2 separate regions of the Mus musculus genome follow, and region 2 is linked to region 1. The links are chromatin contacts, found by POLR2A ChIA-PET in ENCODE. All regions are on one chromosome and are shown on one strand. Each heading gives the region's core, a stretch centred on a gene start or an enhancer-like site at or near the end of the contact. The rest is flanking DNA. Distances are from core to core; before and after follow the strand shown.

Region 1 (7,660 bases), core at 3,026-5,525:
TGCCTTCCTAATTCTTGATACTAATAACAAAATTTCTTGAGATAGTGTTTACTATGTACCCTGGCTGGACCTTGTCACTTAGATCTGCCTGACTGTCTAGCAAGTGCGGGGATTAAAGGTGCGTGCCACAATACTTTAAACTCGGGGCCTAATATATGAAAGGACAACTTTGGAGACTTGATCTTTCCCTCTCTGCCTCACACAGGCCATCAGGGCTGCATAGGCAAGCACTTGAACATGGTGAGCCATGAAATTTCAAGACACTGTTTCTCTGTGTAGTCCTGACTATATTAGAACTAGCTCTGTAGAACAGGCTGGCCATAAACTCAGAGATCCACTTAACTCTGCCTCCCAAGTGCTGGGATTAAAGGCATGTGCCACTATGCCTGTTTGTTTGTTTTTAAATAAAGGAAAACAACCTGGAATAAAGAACAACCCTATTGTATCTGGTTTCTGGAAGTTGTGGAACAGAACAGTGGGCACTGACTACCCTATCTACAGCTGGCTACGATGGGCACTGAGTTGGAGAGAGATCCCATGGCTGAGGTGCCAGGAAAACAGGAGTACTGATGAGGGCCAGATTCTGTGAAGCCAATTCTAAGTCGCCCTCCCATTGCATGTGAGCACCCTAGTCCAACAGCCTAGTGCTTATTTGGGGGGTGGTGGTGGTGGGTTGCAGGAGAGGAATCACAGTTAAAAGTTTAAAATAAATTAATTTTTAAAAGAAATTAGCTGTGACGCTTAAAAAAAATTCACTCTCATACTGCTCTTACAGAAGACCCAAGTTTGGTTCCCAGCACCCATCCCGACAGCTTACAAGTGCTTGGGGCTCCTATACCCTCTTTTGGCTTCCATGAGCATTAATTACACTTGTGTACACACATACACTCTCATACTTTCTCAAAAAATAAAAAAAATTAGAAAAAAAATCTTATCTGGGGGGTAAGGGACCCAAGACAGCACACACTAGCTCAACGTGCCTCCTCTATTGTCCCCTCCTCCCTCAAATTACAAAACTCTCTGTATTCCTTCCCACTCAGTTCAACAGAGCTGTTTCAAAGCTTCCATAAAACTAGCTTCTCCCCCTCTGACAGTTGTGACACCCCAGGAGCAAACAGGGTTGAGTCTGTATAGAGTTGAGGGGGGGCCAGCTGAGCCTAGGTCTCATCCCTTGCTTCTAGCTCTATGCCTGAACATTGCTCAGCCTTATCCAACTGGGTGTTGGCACCAAGGAACCCAGGTGTCAGGGCTGTGGGGTGACCAGGGTGATGGTCCTGGAAGTGGACCGTGAGGCTCTTGAAGAAGTCACACACTGCATACACAAATAGCAGCCATCTGTGTGTTTCCACGTGATGTGGCTGGGAGCCAGGTACCCTGCAGGCACCTCAGTCTCCCTCCAGAAAGCCTTTCAACCATGGATGGTAGACGTTGGCCAGAACAGATTAGACTTTTCCCTGGGTCCATCCCCCTCAGCTGCCAGGGTCCAGGCAAGCTGGATTCTTTTTCCTGGGCTTGACTGCCCATCACCGCAGGCACCACATTTGCCTCCTATCCCTGGATCCACCACCGGAGAAGAGCACTCAGAGATTGGACAAGACACAAATGTTTACACAGGAACGCCAGCGCAGATGAAGGCATAGGTACCAGTCATTTTAAAGGTAAAAATCATGTATTTTAAGGGACAGGCACTGCTGCTTTCCAGCATTCGCAAGGCCCACACAGGGCATAGGAATGAAGGCCCCTCCACCCTGCCCTGGTGGTCACCTGCACGCACCTGAGGGCGCATCAGAGCCACCCTGAGGTCTTCTGGGACTACTGGTAGCGCCTGCAGGAAAGAAGCAGTTCAAGTTCAGAATAAAGGTGGGCTCAGCCAGCTTTGCAGGCAACCTGCTCCTATACTCACCTTGACTCTTCTTCCAGATGGCAGTGCTGGATGCTGGTGGCCCTGGAGTGGCAGCCAGGAATGGGCGCAGTCGAGGGGGACTCAGGCCAAAGGGTGCAGGGTTCAAGTATGGAAGGAAGGGCCCAGTGGGGGCAGAGGTAAAAGGCTCAAGTAGTGGGAATGGCAGGCCCAGGGAAGACGAAGGGTCGGACTCTGGGGGACGCTCGGGTACAGGTGGCTCTTTGTCCAGGGCAGGGGGTGGTGGCGGGGCTGGGTTCTGACCATGGTCTATACAAACATGCAGATGCTTGAAGAGTGAACGGTGAGTGCGGAAGCGCAGGAGGCAATTCTCACACCTGGGGGCAGGCACAGTACTGGACTATATCCTGGGCAACAGGAAGGGCCTATCCACTGCTTCCCAGGGACCAAGATGTAGGAAGGGTATCTATATCAGAATCTCTGTAGTACTGCACACAAAGTAAAGGAGCTTGGCCTACAGGCCCTCCTTTACTGTAGTCTTAATTCTTCTGGACCTTTCCAGCTCAGAATCTCAAGTTTGGTTTTACTTAAGTGCCAGTTTTCCACATAAGACATGAGGTAGAACTGGACGGAACCACGGCATGTATACCCTGCACCTCCAAACTGAGCCCGTAGCCAGAATGACTTAATTCCCATCTGTTTTCCATGCATGGTTGGAGCTGGTTTCCCAGGCCACACTCATACTTCAACCCACCCTTCCTCCACACACACTAAGAAGCACTAAAGATCTGGGAATTGAAAGAGGGGGATGGTCAGGCTCTCACTTGAAGTAGCGGTTGGGCTTGTAATGCAGCTTGCCGTGGGCTACCAGCTCCTGCATGCTGGGGAAACTCTCAGTGCAGCTCAGCGCGGAGCATCGGAAGAGTTTGCCTGGTAGGGATAAAGTGCAGATGTGGAGTGGGGTGGTTAAGACTAACTCTGGGGGGGGGGGCTCTGCCTATCTGCTTCACTATCAGCAACCCTCATCTTACCTTCCAGTGACTGTGTGGGTGGGCAGTGGGTACGGAGATGCTGTGCTAGATCACGAACACTGGGGAAACTGAGGCAGCAGCCGGGGCTAGAGCAGGGTATTTGTTTCCCTGCAGGAACGAATGGGTGTCATTACTCTCTTCCTTACTGACCTACCCAAAAGCCTTGATTACTCCCCACCCAGCCACTGTCAGAATAAACTGCCCGGAAGGGCTGGATTGGTTTAGTTCATCTCTGGAGCCACACCTGACATATTGACAAGGTGCTCAGTAAATGGTGAAGACCACCCCCCACCCCACCCCCCCACCCCCGCAATGGGATAAAAGGTGATTCCTTGTCTTGCACCATCTCAGCCCTATCAAAGGCATGTGACTCCCCAGAAAGGTCCACAGATAACCTGGCGGTGGACGGCGTCTGGGCAACCGAAGGTCCTCATTGGTCCCCACGCCTGTGTTGGTTGAGCCAGTCTGGCAACTGTCTGAGGCTGGATAGGCAACTTGCTGCAGAGGTCCTCCATGGTCCCACACTGGTGGCATGGCTGTTGGGTTAGGGCTGGGCTCCTCCACGGAGGAAAAAGTGGCTGGAGCTGCCCCATCTGGAGATGCCACCTCCTTGTCTGGCTCACCGGAGCTGGATTCTACAGTGGTCAGCGTGTCCGAGCTGGGCCTGGATGGTTCCTCCTGGTGCAAGAAGTGGCTAAAATCAGGCTGGGATCCCTAGGTCAGACAGATGCCCTTCTACTACAAAGGTCCACAAGACAGACTCCTTCAACACTCACCAGATATTACCCAGTCATTCCACTTTCTGAGTCACCAGCAAGATACGGGAGATAAGGGCAGACCGAGCTACTGTCTCCTAATTCCAATTGCAGGAGTTATCAGGGATTATGCATAAAAAAGCAGCATTAACATCCCTTCCTCAATTTTGGCAGGAGAGGCACTAGGGGCGGAGGTGTGGCCTAGAGGAGCAACTAGGAAATGCTGGAGGGCCTACAGTGGATCGTGTGATGATGGGGAATACTGGCTAAGCTAGAGCTGAGCAGATAGACGCTCTGAGCCAATACGTGTTAAATTTAGGGACTGAACTCTAGGAGAGTGGGTGTGGCCCGGCCTTCAGGGCTGGACGAAAGCTAAGTGACAGTCAGAGGCGGGCGGGGACCCGGATGTGGGGGCGGGGTCAGCTGGAGGGGGGCGCGCGGCAGGACCGTTCCCTGTCAGTCCCGCTGCTCTTCCGCGTCCGCGTGCGGGGTGCTGCGCTCACCATCCTCTACTCAGTTACACCTCTGGTTCCCGTGCCTTCGGAGGCTCTGGCTCCAGCAGGGGCGTCTTCCTCGGCGACACGGTCTCTCGCTCACATCGGCGCCATTTTCCCGCTTCTCAGATCTCGCGAGACATGGGGTGTGGCCTAATTCTGGGCGCTTCTCTAGAAGGAGGGGCCTGAGACTACACTGCAGCTCTTATACAGAAACAGAGAAGGTCTGCTTTTGATTGGTCTTAAATTTCAGAGAAAACTGACAAAAGCTCTTCCCCTCCCCACTTTTATAGCCCAGGTTGGCCTTACACAGAAGTTGACCTTGAACTTAGATGCCAATACACCAGGTTTTAGGTGGTACTGAGTATCAAACCCAGAGTTTTCATATATGCTAGGCAAACTCTCTACAAAGCAAGCCACATCCTTAGCTCTGTACACATACACGTACAAATGAATATGTATATGCACAGATGTGAGCAGGTAAGAGCGGAGGTCCAAGGTAGACATTGTCTTCCTTCATTGCTCTCCACTTCATTCACTGAGGCAACATCTCTCACTGAAGTTGGAGCTCACCAGTTCCCACCTAGCTAGCTAACTTACTTGTCAGAAGATTCCTGTGTCCACCTCCAAAGGGCCCTGATTACAGGAAGCTGCTATGCCTCACAGGGAGGGCTAGAGATCCAAACTCTTTCTCATTTACATGATTGTGGGTTTGAACCCTGGTCCCTTGTGTCTGCACAGACCCATCTTCCTAGCAAGCACCATAAAATTTTCAGCACATCCAGTGTGCAGCAAGTACGAATCTGTTGTAATAGCCCAATGTGAGAAACACTCTAACTAATGGATCTTCAGGAACAAGCAAATTCCACAGGTCGAGAGGTGTGAAAATGAATCCCAAGTGCACTACTACTGAGAGGTCGCCTGCCCACCCTACTTTCCTTAAGTGCATCCTATGTGCCAGGAACTTAGTACTGCTCTTGGGAGTCTCTAGTCAACCAAGAAAATGGAGAGACAATAAATCAACAACAGCAGAAAAATGATCTTGGATCTATCCTAGGAGATAAGAAAACAAACAAAACTGATGTGAAATGAGGAGTCAGGGAAGCCTGTCTAAGGGGGTGACTTGAGCTGTGCCTTGATGCCTACAGAAGCAGAGCACTACAGCAAGCTGGCGCAGATGTCCTGAGCTGGCAAAGAGCAAGCTCCCCTTTCGTAAGCAAGGGCGAGACCTCTGCACTATTGAAACAGAATAAAGATGTTGGTATGGAGGTCAGAAAGAGAACTTGGGTGAGTCCTGTAGGGCTTCCTTTCTTCCTTCCTTTCTTTCTTTCTTTCTTTCTTTCTTTCTTTCTTTCTTTCTTTCTTTCTTTTGTTTTGTTTTTTCGAGACAGGGTTTCTCTGTGTAGCCCTGGCTGGAACTCACTCTGTAGATCAGGCTGGCCTCGAACTCAGAAATCTGCCTGCCTCTGCCTCCCGAGTGCTGGGATTAAAGGCGTGCGCCACCACGCCTGGCTCCTGTAGGACTTTCAAGAGGTGGAAGAGAGAGAAACCATGGTTTCTGAAGTAGTCATTGATGAATGTTTGTTTTTCCATTTTTGTGTATGTGGTTGCATGTATATATGCACACATGTTTGTGGGGTATTTGTTTGCAGGTGCATACTCACATTTGTGGGTACATGTTCACTTTGTGGCTTGTGCATATGGAGGCTGGTGGTTGCAGTGGGGAATAATCCTCCAGGCCTCTTCCTCCTTATTCGATGAGACAGGACCTCAAAATCAAACTCAGAGCTCAACAATATGACTATTCTTGCTCTGGGGATGCACGGTCTCTACTGTCTGAGGCTGAAGCTGCAGGTGGGCCATAGTGCCCACCTGGCATTTACCTGGTATCTGGGGATATGAACTTAGGTCGTCATATTTCTATGGTAGGATCAGTTGTATGACAAGACTTTTTCCAGGGAAACACAAACACTTCTACTCACCTTAGATAAATAACCCATGACAGAGCAAAGTATGAATAACACCAAAGCCACTATAGTGGATCAAGGGTTTTCTTAAGTTACTACAGGGATATAGGCAAGGGGTTACTTACTGAGGGAGAAATGACTCAAAGACATTTGAATCTGCCTTACCAAATTCCACCCCTTAATGGGTGTATTAGTTAGGATTTTACTGTTGTGAACTGACACCATGACCAAGGCAACTCTTTTTTTTTTTTTTTGAAAAAATTTTTATTAGGTATTTATTTCATTTACATTTCGAATGCTATCCCAAAAGTCCCCTCCACACTCCCCCACCAACTCCCCCACCCACCCACTCCCACTTCTTGGCCCTGGCCTTCCCCATATAAAGTTTGCACTACCAATGGGCCTCTCTTTCCACTGATGGCCGACTAGGACATCTTCTGATACATATGCAGCTAGAGACATGAGCTCCGGGGGTACTGGTTAGTTCATATTGTTGTTCCACCTATAGGGTTGCAGATCCCTTTAGCTCTTTGGTTACTTTCTCTAGCTCCTCCATTGTGGGCCCTGTGATCCATCCAATAAATGATTGTGAGCATCCACTTCTGTGTTTGCTAGGCCCCGGCATAGCCTCACAAGAGACTGCTATATCTGGGTCCTTTCAGCAAAATCTTGCTAGTGTATGCAATGGTGTCAGCATTTGAAAGCTGATTATGGGATGGATCCCCGGATATGGCAGCTCTAGATGGTCCATCCTTTCATCTCAGCTCCAAACTTTGTCTCTGTAACTCCTTCCATGGGTGTTTTGTTCCCAATTCTAAGAAGGGGCAAAGAGTCTGCACTTTGATTTTCATTCTTCTTGAGTTTCATGTGTTTAGCAAATTGTATCTTATATCTTGGGTATTCTAAGTTTCTGGGCTAACATCCACTTATCAGTGAGTACATATTGTGTGAGTTCTTTTGTGATTGGGTTACCTCACTCAGGATGATGCCCTCTAGGTCCATCCATTTGCCTAGGAATTTCATAAATTCATTCTTTTTAATAGCTGAGTAGTACTCCATTGTGTAAATGTACCACATTTTCTGTATCCATTCCTCTGTTGAGGGGCATCTGGGTTCTTTCCAGCTTCTGGCTATTATAAATAAGGCTGCTATGAACATAGTGGAGCATGTGTCCTTCTTACCGGTTGGAACATCTTCTGGATATATGCCCAGAAGAGGTATTGAGGGATCTTCTGGTAGTACTATGTCCAATTTTCTGAGGAAGTGCCATACTGATTTCCAGAGTGGTTGTACAAGCTTGCAATCCCACCAACAACGAAGGAGTGTTCCTCTTTCTCCACATCCTTGCCAGCATCTCCTGTCACCAGAATTTTTGACCTTAGCCATTCTGACTGGTGTAAGGTGGAATCTCAGGGTTGTTTTGATTTGCATTTCCCTGATGATTAAGAATGTTGAACATTTTTTCAGGTGCTTCTCAGCCATTCGGTATTCCTCAGGTGAGAATTCTTTGTTTAGCTCTGAGCCCCATTTTTTAATGGGGTTATTTGATTTT
Region 2 (7,660 bases), core at 2,801-5,300, 200 kb before region 1:
ATACCAATGCACAGGAAGAGCAAGCAAAAGAATCAGCTTAAGGTCATTCTCAGCAACGGAAGCTCCAAGTCAGCATGGGTTACATGAAACTGTCTAAAAAATATTAAACAAAAAAAGAAACAACAACAAAGGCTAGACAGCAGCTTATCCATTAAGAGTAAATGCTATGCAATCATAAGGAACAGAGTGTAGATCCCAGCAGATGCATAACAAGCACAGCATTCCACAAATGCCTGCAACTCCAGTCCCATGGGATCCAATGCCTTCTCCTGGCTTCTGTATGCAAACAGGAACATCTTCACACATATGCATAGAAACAATTTATATGACTTATATAGTTTATTTAATAATGGGGGGAGGTTGGGTTTTTTGTTTTCTTGAGATAAGATCTCTGGCTGTCCTAGAATTCTATATAGACCAGGCTGCTGGCCTCAAATTCAGAGTTCACGTGCCTCTGCATTCCAGTCCTAGGATTTAAAGGCCTGTACCACTATGCCTAGCTTAAAATGTCCTAAGACTGCCAGGCAGTGGTAGAGCACACCTTTAATCCCAGCACTCAAGGGGGTACAGACAGGCGACAGGAGGATCTCTGAGTTCTAGGCCAGCCTGGTCTACAAATAGAATTCCACAGCAGCCAGAGCTACACAAAGAAGCCCCATCTCAAAAAACCTAAAAATTTCCTAAAATTAGCTGGAGTACATGCCTTTTAGTCCCAGTACTCAGGAAGCAGAGGAAGACAGATCTCTGAATGCAAGACTATCCTTGTCTACAAAGCAAGTTTCAGGATACCAAGGGCTACACAGAGAAACTCTGTCAAAAAAACAAAACAAAACAAAAACCCTTTTAAAATTAAAAAAAGGTAAAGTGAGACATATGGCTGGATACTGACTGGGTACACCACTACAGTCCCAGTACTCAAGACACTGAAGCAGGAGAGGTGCAGAGCCGAGTTCCAGGACAGCCTGAGCTGCCCAGTGATACCCTGTCTTTTGAGGAAAAGGCTGGAGACTGGAGAGGTGGCACAATAGGCAGCATTTCTTGCAGAACCCCAGTTCAGTTCCCAGCACCCACATGGTGGCTTACAACCATCCATAACTCCAGTTCCAGGAGATCCAACAACTTCTGGCCTCAGAGATATTGTATGCATATAATGCCTGTACAGCCATACATGCACATAAAACATCCACACACAAAACAAAATAAAACTTAAAAAAAAGTGATAGCCAGGCAGAGGGCTCAGCACGTAAAGGTGCTTGCCACCAAGCCTGATGACCTGACTTTAATCTCTGGGACCCAAATAGTGGGAAGAAAAGAACTATTACCACAAGTTTTCCTCTGACCTATACACAAACACACACAAACATAAACAATAACTCCAGTAATATTAAAAAGGAAAAAGCTATAAAGTTCTAAAATGACAAACACATCTGTGAAATTTAGAATTTGCCTGAAGAACATATATGCTATGTTCACATATATGTTCATCTGTTCACAGCAAAGTAAAAAGAACATTTGTCCAATGCCAAAACCCAAGTGAACCACTAGAGGGCGCCTTTACCCCGAAGAAGCTGGCTCCTGCCTGTATTTCCAGTAAATCCGTGCAACTCCTTTCCCTTACAGCCTTCAAGCCAACTTGGGGTCCATGCCATTCAGGACTACAGTGTAAGAGCTTGCCTCTGAACAGGAACACATGCCCAGCCAATTCAGCATGTGAAACTGATCAAAGTAAGACCTGCCTTAAATAGATAAATAGATAGATAGATAGATAGATAGATAGATAGATAGATAGATAGATAGATAAATGTTGTTTTTATAAATGTTTTTTTAATGCATGCTGTATTTATCCCTCCCTGACAACATCCACAAAAGAAATAAAGACAATTATGAGGCTGTTGAGATGGCTCTCTGGGTGGAGCACTTACTTGTTACTCTTGGAGAGAACCAGAATTTGATTCCCACATAGTGGCTCACAATCACCCGAAACTCTAGTTCCAGGGGTTCTCACGCAGTCTCCTGAACTCACAGGCATCAGGCCCATATACATAAACTCATGCAGGCACAACACACATATGAGTATAAATAAATCTAAAAATCTTTTAAGAAAAAAAGATGAAGATAGAATTTAAGTTGAGGGCTGGTGTAGTTCACTTGATAAAGGCATCCCTTGCACTACGTAAACCTAGTATACTGCTATATACGTATACTGCTATATACGTATAGTGGTATCTACTGCTGAAATCCCAGCGCTTTGAAGACAGAAGCAGGATCATGAGTGTAAGGCCATACTGCAGCTACACGACAATTTTGAGACCAGACTGGGCACTGTTTCAGATATTTCCCTCCCTTGGCGTCTGCTGGGTTTTCACACAGGGGCTCATTCTGAACTCAGCAAAGTGAGGTGGAGTCTCTGAGTGCTAAAGCCACCAACCCCACAAAGCAAGAACACTCGTTTGTATTGGCATCCAAAAGCCTGAGGACAAGGCAAAGACTCATCAGTATATAAATGTGATCAAAACTGACTTTAAGCAATGACTTGGCCTACATGGGCCTCATCCTCCCCCTTCAGTAGCTTGAGAACATAGCATTTCATGTGGGTGGTCACAATGAAGACTGCAAAGCTACCCAAGAGACCAACAAATAATACAACCTATCTCCTAACTATTCCAAGACAACCCAATGAAGTTAAAAGTTAAATTTTTGCTTTCACAGCCTGACAAGAAAGATCTCTGCTCAATTCTCCAAGGAAAGTTCAAGAGAACAGCAAATTTAGGGTTGTTTTTTCACGTTTGTTTATTAGACAGGGGTTAACCTGGAACCCATCATGTAGATCAGGCAGGCCTTGAACTCAGAACTCAGCCTGCCTGTTTCCCGAGTGCTGGGATTAAAGACTGTACCACTATGGCCAGCCTTGGGTTTGGTGGAAGAATGTCAGGATGAAGGCAGCAAGCACGGCCTGCTCACCGCTTGGCGATCTCCTGGTAGCGCAGCTGTAGCTTCGCCTGCAGGTCTTGCTGTGGGAGGAGAGAAGAAGTCAGAAACTAGGGAACCCCAGGATAGGGTTAGCGAACAGAAGTAGCCAGTTAGGGTAAGTTTACAAGTCATGCATATGAAGAAAGGCAAGGGCATGGCTTACAAAACTTTAAGGCTAAGTTTCCAGCCTTTCCAAGATCTAACCTAAAAAGCCTTCCTTTTAAAGAAAATCTCCTCTGTATATGGGTCAATATACTAAACGTGCTTACCCTAACATTATGGGAATTCTCACCCAAACAGTTGCTTACTAAGCTCCAGTGCTAGATATACCTCCTTTCTTGGACCCTAAATTATCTCTCCTCTTATCCATCTCCAACCTCCCAGGAGCTGCAGAGATCTACAGCTTCCCTGACCTCTTTGTTTTCTTCCAAAATCTAAAAACTGGTCCTCAGCCTTCCAAAAACAGGGGCACAAGATTCCAAGCTGATAGCCGGGCGTGGTGGCGCATGCCTTTAATCCTAGTCGGGAGGCAGAGGCAGGCGGATTTATGAGTTCAAGGCCAGCCTGGTCTACAAAGTGAGTTCCAGGACAGCCAGGGCTACACAGAGAAACCCTGTCTCGAAAAAGAAAAACAAAAACAAAAACAAACAAACAAACAAAGATTCCAAGCTGATACGGGGGATGAGGAAACACCTGGTCTCACGTGGGAGACAAATGAGGCGAAGAGAGAAAGGGATAGGAAGAGGGGCGGGGCGGGGGGGAGCTAAAGCCAGGCAATCTAAGGCCAAGGAAATCCCAGTAACCCGGCCAAAAACATTTAGGACCTTGAGTCTGACTACTGGAGTCACAAATTCAGGGATCCTGGATTATCCACTGAACTAAGGAGATGTTAAGGGGGATAGGATTCAAGGGCGTACAGAACCCAAATCCTTCCCGGCCCGGATCGGAACAGCACACGCACCCCAGACGCCCAGTTCCGCAGCTTTTGGATAACGCGAGTAGCGGACGCCATATTCCTTCCGCTCCGAAGGACGCTGGTGACGACTCTGTCCCGAGGATTCCTGGGTACCGCGTGCGGTCTCGCGAGAGCGAAAGTGAGGCGTGGTCAGAGCCGACTATAAAAGGCATCCCCTGCTCACGTGACTCCTCTCCGCCAGATCGCCGCCATCATGGACACGAGTCGCGTGCAGCCCATCAAGCTGGCTAGGGTGAGGCGACTGCGGGTGTTTAGAAACCTGAATAAAGAGAGAAGAAAGCTGAACATGTCGAGCCTAACTTTCCCTTATTTCCTGTAGGTAACCAAAGTGCTGGGCAGGACCGGTTCGCAGGGACAGTGCACGCAGGTGAGTGATGGGAACATTCGGACCACTTCCTGGGGTCGGAGCGGAGTCCTCCCGAGTACCAGGATTATAACTGGATTTGGTGACGTTTAATTCTAGTAGCTAGGTTCAGGGAGGATATGACTTTGTAAGAAACGCGGATACCGTAGTAAGACTGCCTTTGAAAGCTTTGGTGGTTTTTTGTTGGGGGGGGGGGGGTGTTCTAGACAGGGTTTCTCTGTGTAACCCTGGCTGTCCTCGAACTGAGAAATCCGCCTGCCTCTGCTTCCCAAGTGCTGAGATTAAAGGCGCGGGCTACCACTGCCCAGCTAAAAGATTTGGTTTTTAAAGAGGTGGAGTTGGCGGGACCTGTGTGTCAGTAGTAGACTTGCTTACCATACAAAGAACCCGAAAAAACTTGAGTACTGAACTCAAAGCTAGTAATTAAAGATGTCTAAGGAAGTTCACTTGGAGTTCCAGTCAAGCTTAGGCTACAAAATGATCCAGTACCGAAAAAACCTGGGCCACTGTTGATAGTGTGCTTGCCTCGGTCCACCACATAGAACAAGAACGGTAGGGCATCTCACCTACTCCAGGAGACAGACAAGCCTAGGCTAAAGATGCCCTGACCGTTCGTTCCCCTGGCTTATACCCAGGTCTCCCATCACAGCTAATTAAGAAACTAAGGTAGGGGGACCCGTAGATCAGGGCCAGCCTGAAGTAAGTTGGAGGCACCCAGATAAAATTGTAAGTGGGGAGGGTGTTGTAATTCCAGAAGGATCACAGGATTTCAAGGTCAGATCAGGCTACAGAGACCCTATCATGTGAGTGATTCAATGCCTTTGGTCTGGCAAATGAGACCTTAAGAGTAACAAATGCTTGTAACTGCTGAACCATCTGACCTGACCAGCCCCTGTCCCAGGCTCTGGTCCATATTACCTTTCCACCCCACTAGTAAGTAGCAGCATTTAACTCTTGTATTGGGCTTGTAGGTGCGAGTGGAATTCATGGATGACACCAGCCGCTCTATCATCCGAAATGTCAAAGGCCCCGTTCGAGAGGGTGACGTGCTCACCCTATTGGAGTCAGAAAGAGAAGCTCGAAGGTTGCGTTAATCTTGCAGCTGGTGGGTAAGTGGCAACCCTTGGGAGGGACTTGTTAGGAGGTAAGAAAGGCACTCTATCTAATGCTTGGGTCTGTTTACAGGGTTCTGGATATCCACTACTTAGCCCACGGAATGATCTGCAACTGTTAAATAAAGCATTTATATTAATTCTTGTCTAGAAATTGGTTTTTCCAGCAGCGTCTTGGCTTTATAAAAACTCCAGTGACCATGCACTCTGCTTTGAAAGCCCCCCTCCCCATAGGTGTTTGTTCCTACTGCTTCCATCCACACAATACGAACTTAGTAGAAATACTTTTATTAGGATGTTTCATGAAGTGAGTTGAGGGATATGGCATTACCCAGGCTTTGCCTCACTCTTTCCCCTCAGCATCCTAACAAGCTAGAGGGAGCATCTTCTCAAGGTGCCCTGCTGTGATTCAGACAGCAGAGAGAGTCTAGATGTAGTTAGCAGCTCACAGAGGTAGAGGTTCCTCATTTGTCATTGCATTCCTTTGCAGTGGGAGACCCTGTGGAAGACTGTCCCTAGAACAAAGAAAAGGGGTCCTATAGGCAAAAGGCTAGTTTCAGACACCCACTGGGGGGCAGTGCAGTAGAAGGATGGAAGAAATAAGAAACAATCTTCCAAGCTTCCTAGGTTGAATCCATGTTAGATACCTACCCTAGCTTGGTTGGTAAATAACTGGGATCAGTGATGCAGGAGACCCAGCACTTGCTCATCCCCATTTGAGTCTTGCATGAAATAACTGACCTGTTTGGCAGTTTCTCCATCTTTGGTCTTCTGAAGGTGCTTAACATCTTTGTTTCTTGGGGACCACACTTACCTGGTGGTTTGATGTCAGGTGGGCATGGAGCAGTGCAGCCACCTCATCCTGTTCAGCCTCCAGTGCAATGGCCAGGGCACTTGTGCCCTCCTGAGAAGTAATAGGACATTGGTCCCTGGGCTACAGAGGCAACCACCACCACTACTCCAGGCCCTTGCTAGTGGCTCACATTGTCTAAGATGGTTAGGTCACAACCTGGCTGGGCCAACAACAATTGAACTGTATCAAGGCGTCCATACTCGCTGGCACACATCAGTGCTGTGGCCCCATCAGCATCCTGTACATTGACATCAGCCCCGCATTCTAGCAAGGCAGCTACCATGTCCTGGTGGCCATGGCTGATGGCCAGCATGAGGGCTGTCTGTCCAGTCTGGGAAAAGAGAAAAGGAGGTCTCGAGTATTTTAAAAGTAGAAAGGGACACCACCTTACCCACCCATCAGGACTGGAGTGTCCATTGCACCTGGCTAGCCTTGGCATTGACATCACCCATACTGAAAAGTCTCTGGGCCACAGCCATGTCTTCCTCCTCTTGTCCTACAGAAGTGAGTGCAGCCAACATGAGGGCAGAGTAGCCAGCTCTATTCTGGTGATTCACATCACAGACCCCTGGGAAGAAGAAAGGTTAGTCACTTCATGTAAGCCTCAAATGCACTGATTTGTTGGGGGGGGGCAGTGTTGGGTCTCCAAATCACAGATGGTGGGTAGGCATCTTTTATCCCAAGCTGACCACAGACAATGACAACCAATGAACTTGTACTGCTTCCAGCTCCCCAGCACTGAGACTGCTGGGTAAGAACTCTCCCAGTTGACAGGACTACATCCCTTGTCCCTCAGCCAATTGCATTCTTGTGCATACATGGTGTGGCTATGTGTAAGAACTAAATACAGAGATTAGAGAGACCTGAGTGTTCCCTACCTAGGTTGGCAGCCAGTAAGGTCCTGTAGCCTCTACTACTCATAGCCCCAGAAATAAACCACTGGCTTACATGTACTCTGAAAATGCTAAGTGTTCTTTCCTGTGTCTGTCCCTCTTTAAAAATAAGATTTGCTAATTATTTCTCCTCAGGTCCACTCATACATGCTTTAAGAACAAGGACACAGACTTAAACACTGGAGAATTTGCCAGATATGTAATTCCAGCACTTAAAATATTGGCCAGCCTGAGCTATATAGTTCCAGGCCTATACAGTGAGCCTTGTCTCAAAAAGTAAAGTAAAATTTAGTAATTTTTTTAAACTTGGCCAGGTGATGGTGGCACACACCTTTAATCCCAGCATTTAGGAGGAAGAGGCAGTTCAAATCCAGCCTAATCTACAGAGCACATTCTAGAGCAGCCAGGGCTGAGCAATTTGTAAGACTCAAAAAAAAAAAAAAAGTGCCATGCTGAGGTGAAGGTCCCAACAAAGAGAATAATGAAGTTAGT

Evidence for each region. ChIA-PET counts read pairs that join two places held with the same protein, here RNA polymerase II (POLR2A).
Region 2: POLR2A ChIA-PET joins it to region 1 with 29 read pairs in Patski. The contact joins the promoter of Rps28 here to the promoter of Zfp414 in region 1. POLR2A ChIA-PET finds 5 or more read pairs at or near these places in 3 of 5 experiments (Patski and embryonic stem cell).

What each region holds. Positions count from the first base shown.
Region 1 is chr17:33,625,707-33,633,366 of GRCm38, reverse strand. Zfp414 (zinc finger protein 414) reads right to left here and starts at 4,275. Exons shown (of 6, transcript NM_026712.3): 1 at 4,151-4,275; 2 at 3,288-3,570; 3 at 2,893-3,000; 4 at 2,686-2,791; 5 at 1,904-2,238; 6 at 1,651-1,825. The coding sequence starts at 4,153. The coding sequence ends at 1,761.
Region 2 is chr17:33,820,952-33,828,611 of GRCm38, reverse strand. It overlaps Rps28 (ribosomal protein S28), which reads left to right and starts at 4,050. Exons shown (of 4, transcript NM_001355384.1): 1 at 4,050-4,178; 2 at 4,266-4,313; 3 at 5,282-5,419; 4 at 5,496-5,576. The coding sequence starts at 4,140. The coding sequence ends at 5,404. It overlaps Ndufa7 (NADH:ubiquinone oxidoreductase subunit A7), which reads right to left and starts at 4,040. Exons shown (of 4, transcript NM_023202.4): 1 at 3,932-4,040; 2 at 2,962-3,011. The coding sequence starts at 3,982. It overlaps Kank3 (KN motif and ankyrin repeat domains 3), which reads right to left. Exons shown (of 11, transcript NM_030697.3): 8 at 6,698-6,843; 9 at 6,406-6,606; 10 at 6,237-6,326; 11 at 5,695-5,937. The coding sequence ends at 5,887.